2 separate regions of the Homo sapiens genome follow, and region 1 is linked to region 2. Evidence: chromatin contacts called from ENCODE Hi-C or POLR2A ChIA-PET data. All regions are on one chromosome and are shown on one strand. The core of a region is the stretch at or near the end of the contact, and the rest is flanking DNA. Distances in the headings are between cores, read along the strand shown.

The links. Hi-C counts contacts between places; a loop is a spot of excess contacts on that map. ChIA-PET counts read pairs that join two places held with the same protein, here RNA polymerase II (POLR2A). Pooled maps may share reads with other maps.
Region 1: a map of endothelial cell of umbilical vein shows a loop between it and region 2 (10-fold over the local background). The contact joins two enhancer-like sites. A Hi-C loop is called at or near these places in 2 of 168 maps with a recorded cell type or tissue (PC-9 and endothelial cell of umbilical vein) and 2 of 50 pooled maps. POLR2A ChIA-PET finds 5 or more read pairs at or near these places in 2 of 52 experiments (WTC11 and endothelial cell of umbilical vein).

Annotation. Positions count from the first base shown.
Region 1 is chr11:86,917,513-86,921,630 of GRCh38, reverse strand. PRSS23-AS1 (PRSS23 antisense RNA 1) reads left to right here. Exons shown (of 4, transcript NR_187135.1): 2 at 1-395. It also overlaps a transcript of PRSS23 not described here. Among named protein-coding and RNA genes, the nearest start is that of PRSS23-AS1, 19 kb to the left of the region's middle. Within about 2 kb of position 2,544, at least 4 of the 41 ENCODE cell types and tissues checked have a DNase peak (open chromatin) inside an H3K27ac peak, as active enhancers do; they include endothelial cell of umbilical vein, where a contact is called at or near this core.
Region 2 is chr11:86,481,417-86,485,717 of GRCh38, reverse strand. The region is part of intron 7 of ME3 (malic enzyme 3); the gene reads left to right. Among named protein-coding and RNA genes, the nearest start is that of CCDC81, 110 kb to the right of the region's middle. RefSeq lists an enhancer at 1,057-1,351. Within about 2 kb of position 1,422, at least 12 of the 41 ENCODE cell types and tissues checked have a DNase peak (open chromatin) inside an H3K27ac peak, as active enhancers do; they include endothelial cell of umbilical vein, where a contact is called at or near this core.

The DNA.
Region 1 (4,118 bases), core at 1,295-3,794, 430 kb before region 2:
CCCACTGGGCAAGAGTAGATGATGGAGGAGGAGAAACAGTCACTAGAAAAAGGTGATACTTTGTATCAAGAAACAATTAAAAATTAGATCACATCCTGAAACATTAAGCATATGCTCCTTTGTGAGGCTTGCCTGGCTGAACTTGAACTGGATTGAGTGAATAATTTCTTAAAAACAATCAAAATCACAGATTTATTCTATTTTAAATACTTATATTTACTTATATTTCATTCAGAAATTAGTTAACAAATAATTTTTGAGTATCCTGGGAACTGTTCTAATCATTAAACATGCAAGTTTGAAGAAAGTAAGGATGAATCTGCCTGCGTGGGGCTCTCAATCTAGCGAGAAGCAGATAAGAAGACAAATGTCAGGGAAGATCACACAACCTTCAGGTAATATTTAAGCTGAGACCTCACTAGTTGCTAAGACTGGATTTCAGAGGTCAGGTTTGGATATACAAAATTTAGGAGCTGGTACATGACATTTAAAACCATGGGAATGAATGAGATTTCCTAGATAGAAAGAAGAAAAGAATATTGACATTTAATGTTGAACGGAGTAGGAGGAGCTGAACAGGGAGACCAGGAAGGAGCAGACAGTGAACCTGGAGCATGAATAGGAGAGTGGGTGTCATGGAAGCCAAGAGAAACAAGAATTCAAGAAAGAAAGTTTCTTACTGTAGCAAATGGCGCTGAGAGGGAAAGTAAGGCCATGGAATGATGACAATGACAACAGTGACGAAGGATCATTGAGTATGGTATCATGCTGACATTTGTTTCTACCCAGGCTAGGTCGTTACTGAGGGGTGGTAGCTAAGACAGGGTGGGTTGAACATGAGGAAATGAAGACAGAACATGAATTTTTGGAAAGTTTGGCTACAATGGGAAGTAGAGAAATGGGGTAATATCTGGAAGGGGAGGGAATTGAGTCAGTAGGGTTTTGTGTTTTGATTTTACGGTAGGGCATCTAGATAGATCATGTTTATGTACCTATTCCCACTCTGTTCTCTCTTCCTGAAGAGTCTCCTCTGGCAAACTCCATTCTGTAAACGTCCGTATTTAAGTGTCCTGTTCTCTGTCAAACATTCTTCCCAGGCCTAGTATGATGTTTGTCCCCAGGCTTCCATGCCATTATGTGTACACATTATCTGCCATAAGCTTACCTTATTGCATGGCAATGGAAGTTTTTCCTCCTTCTCTCTTCTTCATTAGACAAGAACAGGGTCTTGAAAAGTAGAGACTGTGTCTTCTCAAGTTCGGACTACTGGCACAGGTAGGTGCTCAGAACTTGGCACCAGGAAGATGCTTATTAAATATTTGAAGAACAAATAAGTAAATGAATGAATAGACTAACTGAGTTTGAAGGCAGTGCTATGGCAGATTTTTCTTATTTTATGAATGGAAAAACTATGGCATAGAACAATTTGGAATCTGATAATTTTACAAATTCGTAGGAGTGCTGGAAAACAGTAAAATCTTCAGTCTTGCTCCTTGAGCTGTTGCCCAGGTCCCTCTCTGGGACTGCACTAGCAGCCCTAAAAAACACCTGGGGCTGATACCCTCACATTCACACCAAACCGCAGACCTCACCACAGAAGCACAGGCCTTCACGCTGGCGTCTGCAGTCTACTTGTAGTTTGATTTTAGCAACATTGGCCAAGTTGAGGCTGGGAAGCAGCTGGTGAACAAAGGGTGGATGCACTTTTCTGAATCTAGGGGGAGACCAGGTTAGAGCCATGCTAAGTGAAGCTGCTAGGGTAGGTGGGCCAGGCAGGGGAACAGGCAAAGATACCCTTGGCTCCCTTAAACTTGGGCTAGAAAAAACAAAGACATGGCTCAAGGAGAACCACAAGGTGTCACTGTTCATCCTCAGTTAAACAAACACTGATTTGGGCAGGGACTTGAGAAACACTGCAAAGAACTTTATTTTGCAGATGAAGAAACGGAGGCCCGGGGAGGTAACATGATTTGACTAAGATCACGTAACAACTTAATGGCAGAACAATTATGAGAAACCAAGTCTCTTAACTTTCAGACTGGCAGGACCACTTTCTCCCATTGCTCCTATGAGATGGCATTTTGAGATGAGGAGTAAGCCTTCTCTACAATCATTCACTCAAGACAATGGCTTTCAATTAGAAATAGAACAGAAAAAAAACAAGAGAGAGAGAAGAAAAGAATGAAAAAAGCGCAGCATTCACTCTCACATGTGCCTTATTCAAAGTGCTGGGCTAAGATGCCAGTGCCCACAACGAGAGAGTGGCCCACAGGGCCTCCGTCTGTGGCAGGCTTGAATACCCGAATAGAAAAGTATCAGGTAAAGGATTTCATTCTTTTTATGGCTCCAACTTAAAAAGAGTCTGGTTCCCAAGGAAAACAGGAAGCCAAGTTGCTCAGCAAAGAATTGGCTGAAACCTAAGTAGGACCCAGATAAAAACATTTGCTGGATGGAAGGATGTGGGCAAATTTCTGGGCCCCGCTGCTTGGGGATGGGAAGCTATGAGGCAGAAGACCCTTTGTGAAACAGTGACCCGTGCACCAGGCATTTTTGCGGATGTCTGGAAACTGCGAGGCAGTGGAGGAGTCATAAGTTAGTTGGTTTTTTAATTCCAACTAACTTTACTCCACCAAGTATCTCAGGAGATTTCGCCTATGCTCTTTGGCCTGACTCCCACTAGGCCCTTACTCCTTCCATGGTGGCTTCTACTGGAGCCTCTTTCTTAGTTCCCAGGTTATTAAAATAATAATAAATTCAAAGAGCTTTGTTGTTTTCTTAGGTAATATAATTAATATGCGCTCATTACAAAAATTCAGATACCAAGTAGCAGAATGAAGAAAATAAAAGACATCTGTAGTCTCTCCATTCAGAAATAACTGCTGTTAGCATAATGCTGTATACATTCAGGCTGTTGGCCTGTGGAACACCTGGTATATGTCCTCGGCCCTGGGTTTACAGCTGTAAAGCTGGCACACACTAATCTCAGCTCTCACAGAGCCTACATTCTAATTGTCTGGGAGAGACAGACAATAATATTTTGTAAAAAAGTAAAATATATAGGATGTCAGATTGTGGTAAATGCTATGAAGACAGAGAAGGGGATGGGGATTTTAATGGTGGTGAGGTGGCAATTTAAAAATAGGATATTCAGAAAGTGACATTTGAACAAAGATCTGAAGCAGATGTGGATATCTGGGAGAAGACTTCTTTCTTTCTTTCTGTACATAGACAATAATGCAATTATAACATAAACAATATATGAATACATCTTTGATTTAAAATCTTCAAATAATACAGAAATATATGGGAAACAAGGGAACAACCTTCTCACCACCCTCCTATTACCTTCTCCTCTCTCCCAATAAGCACTTTGGCAATGGTGTGTTCCCTGCCCAAGCTTCATCTCTGCATTTACATTCATTTCTGTATATACTGACACAATAGCTTTATTTTATTTCCTACGTAAATGAGCTCATCCTTTGTGAAGGTGATATCTTTTTATTTTCAGCAAAAAGAGTCGTCTTAACATTTTCTAAAATTCAAAGGTATGTGAGAGCTATAGGCCTCATTACTAAAAATGAAATAGCTAAATGTGATTGCTAAGTGTGGGTAAATGTTTTACTTCTTCCTTTGGGCTAATAATCTAGCATATACTGAATTCTATTGAAATAATTTGTTTCTGCCTCTGTCTCTGCTACTACACAGTGAATTTTTTGTGGCCAGGGAATTAGGTCTTCGCATCTATTAATTTCCTGTGCTTGGTGCAATGCCCAGCATGTGGTGTTTGGTAAATGAATAGGCAATCAATTATACTTTCATACATTACTGTGGAAGGCTTCCAATACTGGGTGAGATATTGGCTGAGATCAATCATCTGCCCTAATGTGGTCCAATCTTTTCTCCATTGAAATATCTATGTCACTATGGGACACAGCCACTGTGGGATGATAGCCAGGATGACTGTGGTCAGATCCTACAAATCAGATAGTCCGATTTTAAGCATTAGAATTAAAAAATCAAGTAATGAGAGCTACCTTTCATTCCTCTTGCTGCAAGAAAAGAGTTAGGACACAAATGTGCTAAGCACTTGACCTAACACTTCTTGTTCAAGACACAAA
Region 2 (4,301 bases), core at 173-2,672:
TATCATGAGCTCTAGGCTGGGTAAAAGGGGAGAGAATGGGAGGACGTGGTAAAGGGGAGGGACAAGGGACAGTGAAAGGGTGATCAATGGATAGTAAGTCCTGGTGAGGTTTAGAAACTGTTGAGTTGGATAGTACGTGGAATAAGCTGGAAAGAAAGGAGGTGGTGATCAGAAAGTTAGATGTTTGCAGCTAAGATTATGGAGGAAGGGCTGCTATTGGGATATGGCCACTAAATAAAGCAAATTCAAGGGTCAGCTGCATTAATAGAGGCATAGCATCTAGGACAAGGGAGGTGAATGTCACAATTCATTATCTCCATTTCAGAAATCCTGAATACCACATCCAGTGCTAGAGAAGCTACATTGAGGGTTAAAAATTACCTAAAGTGCCTTTGGAGTGCAATAACTACGATAGTGAAGAGAACCAAAAGCTGAGCCTGGTAGAGAGAAGACTCAGAGACTGCTCTGTCTATGTCAGGGACGTGCTAGTACCTCCAGATTCTAAAAGCTCTTCTTTCAGAAGAGAATTGGACTTGTTTGTATGTATCTACATGGAAAAGAACCAATTGGTGGAATGCTAAAGGAAGCACTTTTCAGCTCAAAATAAATCAGGGCTGTCTCACATTGCACTGGACTGTCTGTGGGAATGAGTTCCCTGTCACAGAAAGAGTTCAAGGATAGGTTGCATGGCTTATTTGTGGTGATATTATAGGAAGGAATTCAAGCATCAGATGTTCTTTAAGCTGCCTTCCCACCCCAGTATTCTATTCTAACCTCTTAAAAAAATCCTCTGTAGCCAACCGGATAGGTATTATTATTCCCATTTTATGCAAGAGAAAACTGAGACTCAGAGAGGCCAAGTTAGCTATCTCAGGTCACACAGTACCTGTCAGGACTACAAGCTGAACCCAGGACTACTGACTCCAAGTACAGACTCTTTCTACAATGCTGTGTCACCTGTGGATGAAAAGAGAAGGGAATGAAATTGGCTTTGAAAGCCCACTTTTTGCTTCCTGTTTCCAGGGCTCACTGCTTATCTAATGAGTCAGTAATCATTCTGTGATTCCCCACAGAAAAGTATTGCTATTCGTGTGAGAAGGTTAAATAAACTAGGATGTAAGAAGCTGTTCAAACTATCCTCAAAATCAGTTCACAGTTTTACAGACACACACACACAGGCAGTCCGGGAGCGGGGGGCGGGATCCTTGGGGAGGGGCATGCGTCAGCCAACAGGAATGTGTCATTAAACAGAAAACATGATGGATTGATGGTTGGTTGTTTTGACTTTCTAATAAGCTATAGCAGATGTTTCTGTGGATACTGTAGGTGGGGAATGAGCTGGTCTCCCCAAGCACTCTTGGGAATACAGTAGCTCCAAGACAGAATGCCCAGCCTGGGGGTGAGTCAGGAGTTCCAAAGTCAAACACAATGTATTTTAAGAAAGAACCTTGGGAAATGTTGACTCCTGCTTTCAACATCCTCATCTCTGTCCAAACATCCTGCTAATAAAAAGCTCCACCTTCCTACCCCTACCCACTAATGGGGATGTATGTTAAGATTTTTTGGCCTGAAATAAACTTACTATGGCTCAGTTCCTGCCGTGGAGCTTGGCCACTGAGGAGAACCTGCCAGGACAGAAGGAATCTCCATTTAGTCTGTGAACCACAGCAACAGACAGCTGGGAGTGTCCTTCTCAAAGCTGAGACAAAGACTGATGGCAAGGACTGATTGCCCCACTCTTCCCGCTCTTTCCCTGTCATGCAGTGGATGGGTGCATTGTACCCGGGCACCACCTCCTGCTGTCACGAGTTTTCCCTGATGGTTTCCATTCACATTTTTCATTTCTGTTACTTACAGTAGCAAGGATGGGAGTTGACTGTGTTCTGAGTTTGCACCTGGAGCCCTAACTCTGTCTGATAATTGGCCTGGGCTGGACAGAAACTTGATGTCAGCAGCAGCTTTGGCCTTTAGGCAGGCCAGGAAAGGAAATCACCCGCTTCTTCCCTAGTTCCCAAACCCTAAATACAGGGATTCTTAAGCTGCTTAGATGAGAGTGTTAAAGAAGGGAAATAATAAATAAACCTTTTTAAAAAGTCATCTACTTTTTAGCTCTAGGAAAATTTTTTTTTTAGTCTCTCCATTTTGTTGTCTCTGTGCATTCATTCATTCATTCTCTCTCTCTCTTTCCCCTCACCATAATCACACACACACACGTAATCCCTGAGATACACACCATATTGGAAATCACAATTTCTCTATTAGTGCTCTTTGTAGAAACTTCTAGTTTTCAGAGAAATTCAGACAGCCCTTGGCCTCTCTGATATCTGGAGCCAGTTACCACAGGCCCACTCCTTAATGTTACCTTCCACACTTGATGTGAGCCCCTGTCCTTCCAGAGCCAACCCCGCTTGCTCCAGCATTCATTCTCTGTGTCACTTCAACCTAAATGGGACTCCTCCCATTCCATCTCTCCTCTGCTACTCATCCCACTTGTTTCTACCTTTACATTTGGACGGCTACCCTAAAGGTTTCTGTTCAAATATACGTACTGTCAAAATGACTAGATGTCTCTACTGTGCCCTGATCAGATTTACAGGGATCAAAGGAATTGTTACTTGTCGGGCCTTTGTGCAGAGCAGAGCACCAAAGTTAAAGCTAAAAACAAGGAGATAAGATTCCAAGACTGTTCACTTGCCTCTTGATCTGTGGTGTCAAGGAACACATCTGTTTCTTTTGCTGTGTTAAAAAACCATCCTAAATCTTACTGGCTTAACATTTTATTTGCTCTTGATTCTTGGAAGCTGAACTGACTCAGCTGGAGTGATTCTTCTCCTGGTCTTGCCAATGGTCACACATATGGCTGCTTTCAGCTGGCTAACTAGCTGGGAGCGGGCTCAGCTGGGACACTGGAAAGGTTGGGCTCCTCTGTTTTTCCATTGAGTCTTAGGGTCTCTCCTTCTTCACATGGCCTCTTCTCTTCACAGGATAGCTGAACGTTTTACATGATAGTCTAGGGCTCCTAAGAACACAAGAGTGGAAGCTGCCAGGCCTTCTTAAGGATGAGACCTGGAACTGGAACAGTCTAACTTCCACCACATTATACTGGTTGAAGCAAATCATAGGTCCATACTAGATTCCAAGGGAGGAGGTTATACAAGGAAATAAATACTAGGAGGTATGGTGCATTGGGGGCCACCAATGTCAGAGACTGCCACACCCTATCTAGCCTGGGTAGGATGAGGAATGGGGCAGCCCTCACTATAGGAAGGCGTGAGAAAAGAATAACTCAGTTACACAGATAAGCAGGGGAATGGTATATAAAATCAATGAGCATGTCTACCTAGTACCTGCTGTACACCAGACACTGAGCCAGGCATAGTGAGCAATACACAGAGAAATAAACAGTCCTCCTCTCAGAGAGCTACATAGTCAAAAACATTTCGTATGTATCTATTGAAGTTTAGATAACCTGAGACTCTACACTTTCTTAGCCTCTAAGTGTCTGTGTAAGTCTGGAGCTCAAGAAGAGTTCTGGTGCAGAAACATAAAGTTGGGAGTTGCCAACCCATAGATAGTATTAATATCAAGGGAATGATTGAGATTTCCCAAAGAGAAGAGAATATGACTCACCATGGTTTTCTGAACTGTGTCCTATGGATAACTGCAAGTCAAAGTGCTCAACAAATTTTAGGACTAGACTAGGATATTGTTGGTAAGAATGGCAAGGAGGGTAAAAGGTTTCATTCCTTGTGCCAGCTCTGATTGCTTAGGACTCTGAACCTCTCTGGGTTCAACAGGGATGAGCATCATGGTTGATTAGCAATGTCTGCCCTGAGCATGGAATAAGGGGTGGCAGCAGTGTGCTATCCTTTGCCCCCTTTGGAGCTGTGAGGAGCCTTGTGACCTAAGCATCTGTGACTCTGTGAGCACTCATGCCAGCTGATCCTGCAACTCCCACAACTAAATAGCAACTCCGAGGCTAAAGGAGGCTCTGGGTTATTTTTCTCCAGGTGTTCAGGATATTTCAAGAGCTAAAGTAGGCCTCTATTTTAGTCCACATGAAGCTGCAGCTGCTTCTTCTGAGTTACAAAAACATGCAGGAATATGCTCTCTTGGGTACACTCCACCCCCACACCCACTCCCAATACACTCTGGAGCAAAGCAGTGGGTCTAATATGCTAATACTGACCTATGGTTCCTAAATCTGGCTTTGCTTCTGAGTCATCAAGGAAACTTGTCAAGAATACAGACTTCAGGCTCCTATGCCACAGAAGGCCTGGGTTGAGACCTGGACATCTGTA